2 separate regions of the Mus musculus genome follow, and region 2 is linked to region 1. Evidence: chromatin loops called from intact Hi-C (ENCODE). Cell type or tissue: left cerebral cortex. All regions are shown on one strand. Links, peaks and the distances in the headings refer to the core of each region. The heading gives the core; the rest is flanking DNA. Region 1 overlaps Ptprm (protein tyrosine phosphatase, receptor type, M). Region 2 overlaps Ptprm (protein tyrosine phosphatase, receptor type, M).

Region 1 (9,360 bases), core at 435-8,434:
TTCGCATGTCCAGGCAGGAACTTGCTATGTTTTGTAATGTTTCCAGCTTCCTTTAGTACCCATTTCAAAATTAGGAAAACTCATGAGATGATTCCAAGAACACATGGCTCACTGGCCCATGCTCCATGCTCTTCACAAGAATTCGTGATGAAGGTCAAGATATGGCCCCATAGGTTATTGGTTTAACAGGAACCTGTAATACAAGGTACTAATGCCAGGCATTTGCAAAGCCTGCAGTATAGTCAAGCTTTAACATTAGCCTTCCTGGGAATTGGGAAGTTAGCTCAGTCAATAAACACTTGAGTTCAGTTCCCAGGACACACACAGACAAAAGAGAGCTGTGCACAATGGTGTGTGTTGGTATTCTTAGTGCTGGGGAAGCAAAGGTAGACAGACAGCTAGAGCTCTCTAGCCTGCCAGCCTGGCCTGTTTGAGTGAGTTTCAAGATAAAACGTCAGTGGACTAGACCCGAGGAATGGCATGTGAGACTGTCCTCTTCCTTCTGCACATGTGTGTGCATCTCCTCACATGCACCCTCACATATGTGCACTCAGAGGATATGGACCTGTGCACATGCATAAAACACAGACACAGAGACACACGCATGTGCACATGCAAGCACACACCTGCATGCGAGCACACACATGTGCATGAATTCAAGCATACACACCCATGCATGAAAGCACATATATACATGTGCATATGCCAGCACATACCTGCACATGTGAGCACATACACATGCATGCATTAAAGCACACACATGTGCTCATGCGAGCACACACACACTCACACATACACATACACACACACACACACACTTTCCAACTTGAACAAATAACCCTCTAAGACAGATGAATGGTTTCCGGCTTGTCAGCACCTGCTGTGTGTTATAATTGACATTTCCTTAAACTGTTCTACCTCAGTTAATGTCATTAAGTTTTAGAATTTAAAAAAGAGCTACTGTTAAAAGCTGCCTCTGATTATTTTGACTGTGCAGGACCATCTCAGATGAGATCATACAAAAGCTGTAGGTAGTTCATCTATTCACCATGCCTGACATATTTAGATTTGTGAATCTCCTACCAAAAGCAGGGAGAAAAAAAAATCAGATACCTGAAAATGGCGGTAATTAGACATTTAGGTGGCTGAATGCCACACGAAGACATCTCAGTATGTCTTCATGACATTAGTTTTTTTTTTTTTTTCCTTACCTGATTTTGGCTTCTGAAACCCCCAGAAAACACTATAGAGCTAACATCCAAAAGAGGCTAGCTAGCCTGCTATCAGGGAGACTCAGTCAGGGAACAGAGCAAGGAATTCATTCCAGATATGATCTGTCCTGAGCAGATGCTAGCTCCCTGGTACCCAGCCATTGGCAGTATGATAAGGACATAAGTGAGCAGGGCCCAGCACTCTGCAGCTATAAAGACATAACAGCTCCATAGTGGATTCCTAGAGTGGGGTGCAAATTGTGGCTAATGTTACAGTTAGTCTTCATTATCAACTTGATGGAACTCTGACGAGCCCAGGTGAGCGGAGCACTCTGGATGTTTCAGGGGGATTAGCTGGCTGTGGCTAGCACCGTCCCAGGGACTAGGAGCACAGGCAGAATAAAGGGCACTCCGAGTGATGCTCAGGGCAGGTGGTCCTCACCTTTCTCTGCTTCTTGGCCTGCGCTGGCACTCTTAGGTATGTGCTTCCAGGGCTGACCACTTGGTATTAAATAATCCACCGCCATGCTTTTTCCTGGGGAAGACTATTTCTCCCACAGTGAGCATTCTGTAGTTGCCCATTCTTCTGTGTCTAGTTGAGTCCTTGTGAGCCACCTACCCCTCATCTATGTTAACATGTCTGTTTGTGTTGTCCTTATGAAGATAATGCCCTCACAGTCTTCGTAAGGTTTTATGGGTGTAGCTTCTGATATTCCTAGAAGACGCGATCTCACAGCAAAATCTCTGTTCCTCGGACTCTTAAAATATTTGCCCTTTCCTCCACATGATCTCTGAGCCATAGGTTCAAGAGTTGTGTTGTAGATGTATCAGTTAGGGCTGGACTCCATGCCTCTGCATTTTGATTGGTTGTAGTTTTCTGTCTGTTGCAAACAGACTCCTCCTTGATGAGGGGTAAGGATTTCTTTACTCTTACTACAGTCCAGAATTCTCTGCTTAAGGAATGGTGCCACCCACAGTGGTCTAGGGCTTCCCACCTCAGATAACATAGTCAAAATATCTCCCCAGAGGTCCATCTCCCAAGTGAATGTACCTTCTGTCAAGATGACAATTAGAACTGACTGAAGCATACTGTTTTTATTTTACCATGGCTAATAACTGCAGGCCTTGTACTTCCAGTAGAGAGGACAGGGTTGGTGTACTCTACGTGAAAATGAAAGGGGAGCCTGTGGCTTCCTGCCTGTCCTACCTGCAGAAGGTACATTCAGACACCAACCCAACCTGCTGCGTCATTTCAGTGGTTACTAGTCAAAGCAACAGTTTTTAATTCTGTAAAGTGCAGCCATAGAAGCTCAAATCCCCAAAGGAAGTTCAGGGACTTAATTACATCACGCGCATTCATTAAAGCTTCTAAGAGATGGTGTGTTTCTTTACATCCATATAATTGCAGCATTTGTTCGACAGCTTCTTTGCAAACATGTTTCAGGGCCTCCCACACGCAAGTGGCGTGCCTTAATTATGCTCTCTTTGTGCCTACCTCTTGGCCCTTTGCCTGTGGACATTCTATTTCAAGAAATTTGGGGAAGAAAGATGAGAAACATTCAGTTTCCTTTTCTTCCCTATAGGAGCTCCGAGTTCAGCCAGTCACTCATTTCCTGTCTGAAGCTCAGGGAATACTATAACAGTTCTGCACATGGGAGCTGAGTGCATCTTTCCAGCCTTGAGGGGCACTTATTGAAACTCTTTCTGCTGGGCCAGTGTTGGCTGTACAGAGGACATATATCTCTCTGAAGAAATAGAAATCCTTTCTTTGCAGACTGACCTATTAACCTCCACGAGCCTAATATGGCCCCAGAGAACAGGACAGAGGAGACATCTCAGCTGTCCCCGGAACATTCTAGAATCTAAATCACTCTCTATGATTTGAGAATGAGTTAAGGGACTATTCTGAGGGCTGAAAGCAACTTGGGCTTTAAATTCAAGGCAGCCACTCAATTAGAGATGGGGATCAAGAGGTTGCATGTTGGATAAACGCTTTATTTTAAAATAATGAAAGAGACTCATAGAAACAGTAATTTTGCAATTGCTGGATTTTTCTGTTGCCTCCCCCCCTTTTTTTCCCAAATTATGTGTGTTTGGATAAATATCTGTGTGTGTGTGTGTGTGTGCACCTTGTGAGGGATGTCTGTCTTATAGAAAATTGGGTAGAAAGATTGCTCAGGCAATTCATGTCAGTAGCGTTTGGCACAAGTTAGCATATTTTGACTGGCTGTTTGCTTGCCTATGGGGGACGGGGCGCTTACAGAGTCTGAACTGAGTTGCAAAAATAAGGTTGGACTGGGTTAATATTGCTTGTAGCTCCCAGTAATTCAGTCCAACAACCAACCAACTGCCTCCATGAGAAGAGAAAAAAAAATCCAAGCAGAATGAAGGAAAGATAAAGGCCAGGGGTGGGGGTGGGGGGTGGGGAGCGTTCCAGAACTCCACTCAATGGAATGCACTCTGATGTGGAGAGACCCTACTGGAGAGTCCTCAGGAGCCACATGGCTGCATGCTGAAGCCCCAGAAGCTAAACACATAGAGCTCATATGTGTACGCGCCATCTGTGTACCTTTGGAGGAAATTTGAATTTCTGTTTTATGTGCACCGGGTTGGATTTGTTGATCACCTTTCCCTCAAATTGTTGTCCCTCTCCCTTGCATTTCAGGGAAAAGAGTTTCTTCCACTTCACATTTAAGTGATGGCAGAATTTGCATTTCTGTAGACTCCAGCTGTCTGGTTATGTAAATGATGAGCATATGTTATATTGTGTTTTCCAAAGGGGTGTTGGCTGCTTCTAGAGCTTGGTGCTAAATTTATTTCAGAGCTTGTGAAAGGATGGTCCTTTGGGCATGACTAGAGAACACCTCCATGGTACCACACAGAAGGCAGGCCAGCAAAGCTGTGAGTGAGTCATAGCCCAGCCTGCAAGAATCAGGCCTGCCTCATTACAAATGAGCTGGGTTGCTTGTCCAACCTCATCTGAGCGTATGCCTGGAAAGTCATCATGTCTTCCTGTCTTTTAATACTCTGAGACCTCGCCCAAAGTCCTCTCTCCGGGGAGTTTCTGTTGTCTGGCCCTAGCCTTCTGATGTAGAAGTTCTGCTTAATTTTAATATGTAGATTACTTCTGCAAAAATATTTACATAAGTAACTCCATCACAGTCCTGTGGTTGAGTTTGACATGATTGCTATGTTACAGGTGAGTTCAATAGCACACTGAAGACCTTTCCCTAAATTGCACGTGGATACCTACCAGCTTATAGTTTCGGACCAAGACTCTGTCTTGTGTTATTCCTGTTAATGTTACCATAACAAATTACCAGAGGCACTCAATTTCATAAAAGAAAAAGATATGGCTAAGTTTTTGATATTTCAGTTTGAGGTTGACTGACCCATTGCCTTACAGGCTGTGGTAAGTGTAGTCCCAATGAGAACATGTCGCAGCAGGTACAGCTTTATCTCAGAGAAGCACAGAAAGAATGGAATATCTTAATCTTACCTCAAAGGATCCATCCAAGTAAGATCAGAGGACTTTGGAGCAAGCCCCAGCTCTCCAAGGCTCCAGATACTACCACGGGCCATTTAACATACAGACCCCAGAGACCACGCATCAAAGCCTTAAAGCTAGCAGGATTTACCCTGGCCAGGTGTGGTGGCTGATCTCTGCTGTTAACTCCCTGAGATTGAGAACTGCCACAGATACAAACCCTCAGAGGCATGTCCTGAAGAGATTTTGGAGATCAGGATGACCGGGATGGAAAACTCCATCCTGAATACGATCAACTTTATTCCATGAACTCAGTTCAGAATGAAATGAACAGGGAAAGGGGAAGTTGGGAAGGGACATCTAATGTTCTCTGAGCCACCTCCTTTTCCCAAGGTTGTGACTTGCTTACTTTAAGACTGTACCCTCAACCTGCGAACCAAGACCCACACTCCCTCCCCTCTCCTTCCTCTTTCTGTCCCTCCTTCCTTCTTCCCTTTCGCCTTCCCTCTCTCCCTCCCTTCCTCCCTTCCTCTTTCTGATGCTTTTATCATGGGTCATCTCTTTGATGTCAGGTTCACCCAGGGCTACTCACACATCTTCCTCTCTCCTGGTCTCAAGTTCCAGAAGTTTTGCCTCTGCTATTATCATCATGCAGCTAAATTTGGCTTCAGTCTTTGGTCTGTTACGCCGTTCTATTCTCTAATGATGGGCTAAGTGGCCTTTTCCCTTATTAAAGGTACTTTCAGGAGTCGTAACCGAGATGGGGTCGTCTTTCAGAAAGTCCCCTGGATCACAGTGGCTCTGTGGAGTTCCATGTTTAAGCAGGAACCTAATTTATTTGGTTTTACGGTGATTTAGCAGAATGTGAGGAAGAGATCTCATCATGTCCTCCTCCAGCGGATATCTGTGGTTGCTGGGACCTTGGGGGGGGGGGATGGGGGACAGGGTGGAATACATAATTTATTCTCTTCCAAACCAGCTCTGCCAGGCCTTATTGGCTACCACCCAGATGGTGTGTCTTGAATACTAAGTGTCTTTTGTATAGCCAGTAGCTCCTACTGTGTGAGTTACTTCTCCGTGGCTTTGTCCCATGAACTCTTATGAATACAAATGTCCTCAGTGGGATTTAAACTCCCTCATAAAATGTGGCCCTGTGTGTCATTCGGGAAGTCAGCTCCTGGTCCGTGTGTGTGTGTGTGTGTGTGTGTGTGTGTGTGTATGTGTGTGTGTTGGGGGAGAGGTAACTACTTTAAGAAACCCCAACAGCCATGCAGTTGTCCCACTGTGACGCATATGATCTCCTTCATCTAGAGCACCACCCTGCATGTGTATCAGCCACGGGCTGTGGAACATGCCCCCTGCCCGATCTTGGTTCTTCGTATGGGTGATTTTTTTGTTGTTGTTGCTTGTATTAGTCAGGGTTCTCTAGAGTCACAGAACTTACGAATAGTCTCTATATAGTAAAAGAATTTATTGATGACTTATAGTCGGCAGCCCAATTCCCAACAATGGTTCAGTCGCAGCTGTGAATGGAAGTCCAAAGATCTAGCAGTTACTCAGTCTCACACAGCAAGCAGGCGAAGGAGCAAGAGCAAGAGCTAGACTCCCTTCTTCCAATGTCCTTATATTGTCTCCAGCAGAAGGTGTAGCCCAGATTAAAGGTGTGTTCCTTGAACTCAGAGATTTAATCTTCTGGAATCCATAGCCACTAAGGCTCAAGATCTCCATACAAAGATCCAGATCAGAAACTTCTATCTCCAAGCCTCCAGATAAGGGTCACTGGTGAGCCTTCCAATTCTGGATTGTACTTCATTCCAAATATAGTCAAGTTGACAACCAGGAATAGCCACTACATTGCTGTTCATTTGTATTTTTATTTTTTCTAAATAATTTTTAAAGATTTGTTTTATGTAGCTATGTCTTTGTGTCTATCATATGTGTGTGATAGTATGAGAGCAGAAGAGGGTGTTAGGTGTTTCCTGAGAGTTCGTGGTATAGGCAGTTGTGAGCTGCCTAGGTAGGCGCTAGGATCCAAACTTTCCGGAAGATCCAGAAAGGCTCCTAACTGCAGTGCCATAGCTCCAGCCCCTGCTGTGTGGTGTTGAGATGGGGGTCTTAGTACAGATTAAGCTCCGCAGGCTGGCCTAGGGGGTCTCACGAAGGACTAAGTGGCCCAGGTTGGTCCAGAAAATGAACATACTCCTTCCTCGGACTCCCTGGGACTGCAGCCATCTGCCAACATGCCCAGATCTTTGTGTGAGCCTTAGTAGGTATCTCCGCTAAGAAGTCTCTGAAATCTTACTTTTAAGATTTTTTTCCTAGCTATAGAACAAATAAATATTGAGATATTCACAAAGTAACACACTTCTCCTGAAACTGTCAACCTTACCTCAAGGGGAAAACCGGATCTAATCCATTTCTCCTATTAAACTCTGTCACTCCAGCTGATGACCATCCCTGTGTAGTCTCCCTATACTCCACCCCCAAGTGCACCCCCCATACTTCACACACACACACACACACACACACCTGGCTTATTGTTTCTGAGCACAGGTGGGGCATTCTGCATGTTCTCTGGTACATATGATTCTGGGACCACACAAGTTTAGATAATGAGATTTTTTTATTGAGCAAATATTTCTTAGGTAAATACTGTCCTTAGCCCTCTGACTTATGCATGCTTCTGAAAACTCATAGCTACCTACAATCCACCTCTAGTTTTAGAAATTGCCATTTAGCCGAAAAACTAAGGAAATCATTTAATCTCGTCCAGGAATTCATAAAAACAACCCTGAGACTAATTTATTATTACTAAAGACTTTTGTAATTTTAAAAAATATATATCATTACAAAAATGAATCAGTACATTCTTCTTTTTTTTTTTCCCAAGTACATTGGAACAGCAAAGTCAAGTGATCTTCTCTGCCATGCCCAGCAAAGCCATCAGGGGAATGGATCAAAAATGCAACCGTGTCAGTTCTGCTCCGTCACGGTGTAACTAATAGAAACTGGAATTAGACTGGGGCTATAGCTCGGTGGTGGGGTGACATGCCCAGAGATTCGATCCATGGCATCCAAACAAAACCGAGACAAAAGCAGGCTGTCAAATGTCTGAGATCCTTGGGTCCAGATCCACAATGATGAAGGAAAGAATAATGCGTTGTTGGTGATAGCCCGAGGGATTCAGTACTAACCTGTCAGCCACCCGAAGGCCTAACTCTAAAATGCTCAGATTGAGGGGGAAACTACATGTTAAATTGTTCTTGCTGTCCTTTTTGTTTCTACTGGTTGCCTCTTGTCTCCTGGCTAAAGGTTTTAGGAGAAAAATTAACCCGTTTCATTTATTTGAATTCAAGGCTGTGATGGCTTCACTGTACCTCTGCTAGAAGTGATTTCCTACTTATGTGGCCATCTTGCATTCTTAAGGTGACAACTCTTCTGTGTCTGTCCATTAGGGTGTGCCCTGAGGCATATTTCCTCCATGTTTTTTGAAATATATAAGCAGTATTTGCCATTTGGTTACTTTGTGGACCATGGAGAATTAAGAGGTGAGCAGGACCTAACAGTTGAGGAAGGACTTCTGGTCACATGTGGATCCTCAGGTCCTACCATGAAGTCTTGTGTGTCCTCTTTCTGCCTCCTCCTGGCCTCTGCTGCCTCTGCAAAAGATTAGATGCGTAAGCAGGGAGGTTGTTAATTCAGACCTGTGTGGGACAGAATCAGTCTCGTAAGAAAACAACATTTGCAGCTTTCAAGGCTAACTAGAGGGATTAAAGGATCATGAAGGAGTTAATGAGAGATTTGATCTTTCAGCTTAAAGGTCTTAAAAGGAGAAAAGATCACTCTTTAAATCAGAGGCCTTTACTCAGTGTATGTGGAAATAAATAGTTAAAGAGTAAGAGAGGAAAATGTTCTCGATCCCAGTGCCATGTATGTGTTGGTTCCAAATTTCAATAATCAGCCATGCTATTTCTTTGTATTTTAGGATTTAATAATGTGGTTGGTTGACAGAGGAAAAATAGAGAATTGTTCTTTTTGACTTCCTGTGTCTCTGGCTGAGGATGCAGCTTTTCCTGGCTCCAAAGTTTTGCAGCCTTTGGGGGAAAAAAGTGTTGTTGCTGGAAGCCCTGCCTGTCTCCTTTGCATGAACTCCATGGCAACGCTCATGCGCACAGAGCCTGCTGACCTCATTCCCTTCTGCTGCCAGAATGTTTGTTCAGACGGCACACAAGGAGAATGGAAAAAAAGATTCAAGAACTTAGCCTGCCCACTCGGAAGTTGGAGTCTAGAATGGAGAGTCAAGGATAATAGGAAATGCTTGGGAATAATACAAGGAGAAAAGTCTGGTGACTGATTCTGAACAGAAAACAGGCTAACGAGGTTCAAATAGCTCAGCAGAAATGTCCCCGCTGTCACGAATGGGCCTAGCGAGCTGGGAACTTTGGGTGTGAGCCTCGAAGGACCTGCAGGGCAGAGCGAGAAAGGGTGTTCCACGTGACAGTATGTCGACAGTAGCCTGCCTTTTTACAGGCTGGTTTGTGTCCCGGTGTTGGGTACACTTACAATCCATCTTCCTGAGGGATGTTAATGAGAAGACGAGGTGAGGCTTCACAGAAAGAAAACCATTTCATATCTGGTGAGATTTAAAGAAAGAACCAATCA
Region 2 (9,360 bases), core at 892-8,891, 68 kb after region 1:
AGCCCATCACCCCCTCCTGCCCACCCCCCACATTGCATTTTCTTCTGTTGAGTGCTAATAGGTACTTAATAAGCACTTGTTGAATGACCAACTGAAAGTATGAAAGGCCCAAAGTAAGGATTAAGTTCTGCCTGAGCTTGACAGGATGCTGTGGGACCTTGAATTCTGCCGCTGAGGCCAACAGCCGCTCACTGCTTACAACCTCGGTGTCAGGAGGCAGTTAGAGAGTTGGCTGCCTGCCTCCTGGTCCTGGGGAGCAGTTTAATTTCTAACATTTAGACTCCTATAGGTCTAGGGGATGGGAGCTATGGACTTTCTGGCACAGATTTCATATATGTGCATAAGTCTTTAGGCATAGATAAGAGAATTCATAACTTTGAGGAAGGCATGAGTTTCTATCTCCTTTTATTTTGTAAGGAAAGAGAAGTGAAGTCCGTAATTTTTACCAAAGTATTAAAGGGTTGAAGCCAAAACAGGGCTACAAACCTCCAGTCTGAGTCAGTTTGGGGCCACCTGACGATCAGCCCCTGTGGTGTTGCGGCCATCAGAGAAGCCTTTGCTTCTCAGTGTGTGCCGGGGGGAGCTGGGACCCCACTTTGCCAGAGTGTGAATACTCGCATGCACTCGGGCACTCCCCAGTCGTCTTTCGCAGAAAATATACCAAAGGCCAAGTAGTTACAGATCACGATGGGACCACAAGCAAGAATCAGACATGACTCAGTTCCTCCAAAGGGTGGTATAGTTATTACAGGAATACTCCTCTGTCTCGAACATATTTAAGCCATGATTTCAGACTAAGCAGTAGGTTCACAGCATCCATGACTCATCGCCATGTACAACGTAGGAACCCAACTGCAGCAGCTTGACTTGGAGCACCGGACTTAGGAGAATTAACAAACAGGCAGATGCGTGACTCTGACGTGAGGCATGGATGGACCCATTTTTTACCTAATGTCACCTGAGTTCTCATCAAAATCTCCCTCCCCTGGGCCACTTCTCTCTCTGTTCCTGAATCTCCATTCCCAGCCCGGACTTCTCTCGGACCCTGTTTCTGTCATGTGTACCTGTCTACACAGACATTTCCAATGCCCACATCCTTCCTTAAATGTGCACTTACCATTCCATTCCTTCCAATCAGGAGGACGGTCTTTTGAACAGGACCCAAATGAAACCATGCCCGAGCCCTCTCCATACTGGCGACCTGTCTCTAGTGCCTGTCTAATTTTCCCATAACTTTTAGAATTTTTTTCCTTTTTGATGCCTCAACCCAAATGTACTTTTTAGCCTGTGAAACTATATTCTGTCAGACATAATGTACATGGTTCTAGCCACTGCATTCTACCACAGTTCCCTGTGGCTTTTCTATTGTCTTTATTAACCATTCAAATACCACCTGGCAACCACAAAGATTTGTTTGTGTGTTGTTGTTGTTGTTTTAACAAATCAAACTGTTTTATTTTTTTTACAGCAAAAATGTTCAAAGTTTGCTTGTTGGATATGTCCAAATCGTTTATCTTGATGTGCAGATTTAAGTACAAAGGGGCCCATGCCAACCCCCATAGCCTGAAGAGACCTCATAGGTCTTTCATGTTCATTCCTTGGGTCCAGAGAACTCCTGCTGCAGGACTTAATCTAGATTCTAACCCCAAATCCACTGCCTGACTGGTCCTTTATAGAGTTCAAAACTTCTCAGGTTTGCCAGCATCTCTTCCTTAGGCATTTAGAATGGCTGTGTGGACTTTCTCCCTGACAAAGCTTCTTATATTACCATTCCGTTTGTTTCTTCCATAGTGTTTCTAACTGATATATTTTATTTATTGTTGAATCCCTCAGTTCCACCACACCCAGTCCAGGTTCTTCACTTCGTAAAGTCAGTGTCTGGTCTTTCTGCTAGCCACAGCTCCTTCGTTCAGTCAACGTATAAACAGTATCAGCGGATGTGACTCTGTAGAGAGCTCAGTACTAAGGCAACTCAGTCCTGTTCTAGGCAGTCAAGCAAGAGCAGTGTCCATGGTACCGTGCAGAAGTGTCCCCTCCCAGAGCAGAGACTAGCATGATACATCGTTTGTGTATTCAGAAACACAGCAAGATTGTGGCTGTCCATAGGTCTGAGGCAAGAAGCAAAGGGTCTGAGCCTTTCCACATTTGCTGTGCTGATGTCCAGAGCCAAAGCAGTAGGGTGGACAAGAAGACTGAATTGCCCTCTATGTGCTGTAGCCATCCCTATAATTCCACTCACCATAACTGAGGGATTACAGCCGCCCTTTCCCCCCACCATCCTGCTCACCTCACAAGGCAGGAACAGCATTGAGACACTAAGCAGACCCCCAGAACACAGTGCTGGGGACACATTCGGAGGCACTCTGAAAATGGTTCAAGTTTATAAATTGTTGTACAGACCACCTCCCTGCCTGTGGTGGCACGATTGGCTCACAATTGTCCAATCCTGAGATGGGAACTGAGGTAGAAATGGCCGGGAGCAGATGAGACCTCAGGTGACTGTGAGCAAGCAGGACAGAACAGACTTTGGGGAGACAGGTTCAAGGAGACAGCTCATTTAGTGTGGAACAGGGAATGGTAGGAGCTTTTGGGGTGAGTATATATCACTGACCAGGGCCATGGTGCTGGGGACATATTATTTGCATGAGGAGGAAGTCCACTGCTGCTAGATCTGGCTGTATAAGGGGAAAAGAAGTCTAACTTGGCTACTGGGCCATGTGACCTCCTCTGGTAGGACAGTGGTACGGATGAGGTGGGGAGGTGGGTCCTATTCCTGCTAATCTTAGGACAAGATTTCAGGGGTTGGGCCATGATGCCTTAACCCCACTCTTGCCCCAGTTGGCTCTGGCTACACTGCCACATTCCACTCTGGAGGGTTCGGGATGGAGCGCTAATCCAGAAAGCAGGCACACAAAGGAGGCTCCACTACAGTCCTTGCTGGCCACTGGGAGTAGCTGGTTTCTTGTCTTCTCAACCTCCTCAGCCTCCAGAGGTTCAAGAGGCAGGTTACTAGCAGGTCTGCCTGACTCCCGTGACGCCATCTACTGCGGTGATTAATATACATGGCAAACATTCCCTTTCCAAGGCCCAGGTGATTCAATCTAAATATTCTTTCAGAGAGGTCTTCTTAATTATAATGACATGGTGTAAATATAAGGAAAAAAAAGAATGTCAATTATCACTCAGTATAATAACAGCGTTAGCGTTCTTGCACATAAATTACAAGTAGGCTTACTTATTTAGAAGCATGGAAAGTGCTCAGTTTTGCAATTTAAAACTTTTGAATATGCCACGTTTAAAAATTATGTCATTACAACCAGCAGAAGTTAGTAATCACCACTAAAGTGTGTGCTCTTGAGTAACTGATGAACTATCATATTGAAATCATTTTTTAAAATCGCTTGAAAAGGCAAAATTTAAAGGCACCTATGTTTCGTTTATTTTCAAACATTCCAGTCTCATCTCAAAAAAAAAAAAAAGAGAGAATGTCTATTCCATTTCCATGGTGAGAATCTTGAATATATCTAGAGTTACCCTCTCGGGGAGCGGGGTTAGGGGGTTGGGACAGCTGCTAGTTACTTGGAGCAATTTAAATCTCAATTTGATTTGATTAAAATTAAATGAAATGCGCACTTCCTAATCTCCATAGCCATATTTCACATTCTCAATGGTCCCATGTAGCATTTGGCCACTGTGTTGATTAATGGGGAATAGAAAATTTCCACCATGACAGACAGTTCTGCTGTTGGACAATATTCTGAAAAATGTCAATGGCTCTGACCCATAATAGCTGTCCATTTGCAGCCTCAAGACTTCCTGGCAGGCCTCTCGGATTTATTTTTGGAGCGGACACTGACAGCCACATGGGTGGAAACAGTTCAATGCGGCCTTGTTTGGGAAATACAAGTATCCTATTCATGGCCAAAGATTCGAGATGAGGCCTCTGTTCTTGTCAGTGTCTGTCACTCTAACCAATTAACAATTTTCCCTAAATCAGCTGTTAGGGCTCATTGAAATCAAACAATTTCACTGTATCAGGTTGTGGTAAACACATCCTTCACATTCTAACCTACTGGCTCTAAGTCCCTCCCTCTAGAAAGGTTACAACTCATAAGCTCATGCTGAGTCCCAATCCCTCCTCAGCGGACCAGAGCTTGGAAGCATCATCTAGCCATTGTGGGATAAAGATGTGATCTCCATCCATGCTCTCTGAGATCGTCATCGAGGTCTTATTCCTTTGCAGATCACCTACAAAGCAGTCAGTTCCTTTGACCCGGAAATAGATTTATCCAACCAAAGTGGGCGAGTTTCAAAACTGGGAAATGAAACCCATTTTCTGTTCTTTGGCCTGTATCCTGGAACGACGTACTCCTTCACCATCAGAGCCAGCACAGCGAAGGGGTTCGGACCTCCGGCAACAAACCAGTTCACCACAAAAATATCAGGTATCATACACTGATGAGTTATGCCTTGCATCAGAAGCGATGTTTCTGTGCCTTTTCAGTGCTAAGATAGAGATAAAATGCAAAAAAACAACACGGCGGTAAATTTTATTAGTACAACTCTGGGTACCTAAAACAGACTCATAGAATACAATAAATGCCGTGTGTATTTAGCGTCTGGGATATGGCCCTCTTGTATTTAGGCATGGCTAGTTTTACCAGTTCTCCTTGAAGGACTTCAGTACAATGCAGAAGGTTCCGGTGAGGTTCTCTCTGGTCACCAGAGAAGCAGGGCTGGAGCGACTCTGACATAAACCGCAAACTCAGCATTAAAGCCGCACATGCGCTCTACCAGGCCTCAGACTGCACCTCTGGTTGCTTTCCCTCCTACAAAGAGACAGCGTGCAGAGTGGTAGCAAACACCCATGTGCTCCAGCTTTTTGCAGATCCAATTATATCATCCCCCAAAATATATAGTTTGAAGAATAATTCCGGCATATCCGCCTGTGCAGAAAACGTCTGTGTTCCTCAGGAGGAAGTTAGCTTGCCATCTGGTATGGGATATTTAACCACAATAAACAGAATTCCATGAACGTTTTCTTATTTTTCTTTTCTCTTTCCCCTTTGGCTGAGAGTGGGGAAATATTTGGGTTTTTTGGATTGAGCTTTTTGTGGCGTGTTTTGTTAGTCATCCCTCTGTCGCTGTGATGAAAATACTTGATTTCCTTCTGTTTCAGCCAAACCTTTTATAAAACAGGAGATGAAGGGAAATAAATACAAATTTAAAAAAAAAAAACATGTTAAGTATTGCTGAACTAGCCCTCAGAGCTGGTGAGAAAAAAAAAAAGGGGGGGGGGGACTTGAAAGAGGAGAGCTTTTCTTTACGGTTCAAAGGGCTCGGACCATGGATGCCTGGCACCATCACTCTGGATCTGAGATGCTGTTGCTCGTCCTGGTGAGAAGCACATGATAGAACATAGCTATACACCTCTCTGTGACTGGAAAGACAGACAATACAGGAAAGATTCTGGGGCAAAATCCACCCTTGACATCCTTCCCCTGTCTGGCTCATCAGTCTGAAAGGCTGCCTTTCCTAATAGTCTCTTCCGGTACAAGCTCATCAGTCAGGAGGTCCTTTGGTAAGAGCCGCGGTCTCCTGAGCTGCTCAGGACTCCGAAGCACTGTATGCAAAGAACCAAGCGTCCAAGCTTCCTGGTGACATTTTTATATCCAAATGATAGCACGACATATCCATATCAAAACATAAAAATGTAGAGAGTTAGGAAAAGGGCTCACCAGCTCCAAGGACTAGTTCAGTAATATTCATCATGGGTTTTTTTTTTGTAATATTTATTTCCCTTCATCTCTGTGTTTATAAATGGTTTGTTTGAAAACAGAAGGAAATCAAGGTTCAATATTTTAAGTGCTCTAGGAGGTTTGGAGAGAAAAGGGTTTTTTTTTTTAAATTATAACTTAAGGAATATTTTTATACATCTTGAGGTTTTTATGTGCACAGACTTGACTTGAAATCTAATATATATCCCAGAACAGAGTTGGAAAATAAGTTTTACTTGGGAGGTTAAAAAAAAAAAAAGGCATAGGTGGGCAAACACTTGCATAGAATAGTTACTGGACAGAATAAGAATTCCGGAACACTGGGATACTTTGGCTCTGTGTCCTATGACCTTAAGTGAGTACATCACTAGTAATATGGTATTACCTATTGTGTTAAGTTTTCATGGTGACTTAAAGAGAGTATGTGTACCCATGAGCATTACTTCCAACAAAGTTTTTTTTTCCCAAAATACAGAGCATATTTCTGTGAGTATTAACATAAGGGAGATGTTCCATTAGAAAAATAATTAAACTTTCCCACATATTGTATAAAAATTCCAACGAGTATGAGCCTGGCCACCTCCAGTTCATAAAATTCTATCCAAAAGCAAAGAAACTTGACATTTCATTTGCTCTATACAAGCTCACCCAAAGTAATGATTTGACTTTTATGGAATTAAAACCACATTGCGAGGCTTGGCTCTCAGCTACTCAGGGAACCTTGGTTGGATTGCTTAATCCTAGAATTTCAGGGCCAGCCTTAGGAAACAGCAAGACCTCAGCTCAGGGAAGGGGAGAGAGGGAGGAGGTTAGGTTATAGTTCCTCATCTCTACTCTCTATTTTCATGCACCTAAGGGAAGGAGCTATGCTTGGATCCAGCACATCACGTAGTTGCATGTTGGAAAGTAGAGTCAACTCTTAATGGAATTAGAGTGGACTTTGAACATTTAGAAAAAAATTAATAGATGTGGCTGATAACTCACATTTGTTCCATAAAAGTTTTTTCCCCCAGGTAAGATATTTTGTGTGCTCACAGAAAGTGATCTCTAGCTGACCCATTAGACACCCCTGCCTGCAGGTGGTGGAGACTGGAGGCTCGTGCATCACAGCTCCATGCTGTGGAGAGTCTGTCTGAATCTCTCAGGAGGGGAGAGATTGCTGTAGTGCCTAGTTGCTATAGGCTAGGCTAAGACAGTGTTTCTAGAGGGAAAAAAATGCCAGAAATAACTAAAGAGGGCCCTTTGCTGGGAAATTATTGATAGCTGATGTGCATGTGTGTGTGTGTGTGTGTGTGTGAGAGAGAGAGAGAGAGAGAGAGAGAGAGAGAGAGAGAGAGGGAGAGAGAGAGAGGGAGAGAGAGAGAGAATGAATGAATGAATGAATGAATGAATATCATTCTTTTATTTCTTCATTTTAAACCTGTGGTCAGTGGTGGACTTCCTGTGCTCCAGTGGATGGGCCCACACCCATACACATATGGGCCCTAACCAGACTTGCTATTTAAAACAAAGAAGAAAGACAAAGACATGAGGTTGGGAAGGATTTGTTGAAGAGGGAACTAAGGACATGCCTGTGCTTCCTTGTATAAAAGCATGAAATCCTCAAGAATAAAGAAACAACTTTTAAAACAATTTCTGTTAGGAAGAGAACTGGTCCGTAGATTATTTTGCCTGTAGAACTGTCTCTTCGAGCTACCATAACAATGGGGGTTAGTCGCTCCTGTTGTAAGAGACTCCTAAGCTGAAGCCCCAGAGAGGATTCCTGTACCTCCAGCTCACACAGCCCAGGCTGGCCTCAAGTTCACCGTGCAGCTCGGGATGACCTTTGACTGGTCCTCTTGCCTCTGCCTCCCAAGTGCCATGATTCTGGGCCTGCGCCACTATGCCTAGTTTATACGATGCAAGGACTTGAACTCAGGGCTTAGTGTATGATATGCAAACACTCTACCTACTGAATTCCATCCCCAGATTTAACGTTACCTACACCCCCTGTGCTGAATAACATTATATGGAAGAGAAAGCCAAACCCAAGCTGTGCTCTTTCTCTGTTTCTCATGTGTTCCCCACTTCCCTGCTTTTGCCAAGAATCCATTGGGTGTGGTGGATTGATCACTACTGTATGCTCTCAGTGTCCTTTGTAAAATAAGTAAAATATCACGAAGAAAATCAGCACGAAATAATAAGTCTCCCATCTAATCCCTTTTCCCTAGCACCATCCATGCCAGCCTATGAATTTGAGACACCTTTGAATCAGACTGATAATACAGTGACTGTGATGCTGAAACCTGCACAAAGCAGAGGGGCTCCAGTCAGGTAAGGGGCAGTGGGAGGGGCCAGAGGGAGGGCGACCAGTGGGAGGAGCCAGTGGGAGGGCCAGAGGGAGGGACCAAGGGAGGGGCCAGAGAGAGGAGCAGAAAGGGAGGGGCAAAGGAAGGAACAACAGCAAAAGGGTCATACTGGCTCCAAAAACATGTTCACTAATTTCTCCAGAGTCTTTTTCTCGGTTTTCCAAGCTGCGTCCTCGTCAGGTCTCCTTAAAGGAACTGTCTGAGGAAGATGCAAGGACCACCATGGAAGGGGATGTAAATGCTGCATACTCCAACAAAAGAGGGTTGTTGTCCTTTTTCTTAACCAGGCATCTTGACTCTCAAATGATAACTGCTTTCTGCATGCAGTTCAGGTTCCCAGGAGTGGTGGACATTGCTTTCTGAGCTTTAAATCAACTGGTTTTTAAAACATATATTTATTCAATTTTTAAATTGACTAATTTCCCAAGTACATATTTAATGTATTAGTTTTGTTGTTGTTTTTTTTTTTAAGGAGAGAAAAATACTGGGAAAATCAACATGAAGTCTTTACTTGAAATTAAGTTTATTACCAACATCTAGGCCGAATTTCTCATTCCACTATGATTTCTGTTTAAAAGGAAATCACAAAGTAGGCAGGGCCTTCACAGTGAATGAGTTAGGAATGATTCCGAATATCCCGGGAGTGTGTCTGGCATAGGATCACCAGTCTCTGTAGGTATAACTTCCTCTTGTTTCAATGGGATTGGATATTTCACCTTTGCCTATCTGGACCGGTACCCTTGCATCCATCCCTTATTCTGAATAGCATCTCCATTCACAGTAAGACCGCGTGCAGTTTGTCTCCAGGCTCCTGTTTGGAGAATTTGATCTGATGAGCCTTTTAAATCCTGATGACATGTGACCATACTTCTCCTTCCTTTTTATGTGACAAATAGTTGAGTTTTGTTCTGTCTGATAAAACACACACACACACACACACACACACACACACACACCCACACACACACATCTTGGCTCATGCAGCCAAAGATCACAGGAGAATAGTATTAGGGTAGAATTGTGAAGATTTATGTTTGTTTGTTTGTTTAAAAAAAAGCTTGAAAATTCTTTAAAAACAACTGGTGTCCTGTTGAATTGTGTGTCACAGTCCCTCTTTGAGCCATTTATGCCAATTCATAGGGACAGTTATCTAAAACAATGAATATGGGCACACTCTGCTAGGCATTGATGCTGTTACCACTGGGGGAGGATGATCTGATGCTGTGTGGCACCCT

The links. A loop is a pair of places that touch in the nucleus more often than their neighbours do. Peaks named below come from ENCODE experiments on the same cell type or tissue, not always from the same donor. Only the 100,000 strongest peaks of a DNase experiment are listed, where the experiment ranks them.
Region 2: a loop joins it to region 1, with 3 times the contacts of the local background. A loop is called at or near these places in 3 of 42 quality-filtered maps.

The regions. Positions count from the first base shown.
Region 1 is chr17:67,006,731-67,016,090 of GRCm38, reverse strand. All of the region lies in intron 7 of Ptprm (protein tyrosine phosphatase, receptor type, M), which reads left to right. Among named protein-coding and RNA genes, the nearest start is that of Mir5709, 15 kb to the left of the region's middle. In left cerebral cortex, for the core only: no CTCF peak of the experiment used is centred there; DNase peaks (open chromatin) are centred at 2,686, 3,475, 4,048 and 5,714; H3K27ac peaks cover 571 bases.
Region 2 is chr17:66,939,213-66,948,572 of GRCm38, reverse strand. Ptprm (protein tyrosine phosphatase, receptor type, M) reads left to right here. Exons shown (of 31, transcript NM_008984.2): 10 at 4,244-4,445; 11 at 7,988-8,090. Among named protein-coding and RNA genes, the nearest start is that of Mir5709, 82 kb to the left of the region's middle. In left cerebral cortex, for the core only: no CTCF peak of the experiment used is centred there; DNase peaks (open chromatin) are centred at 3,878, 4,891, 5,417 and 5,553; H3K27ac peaks cover 658 bases.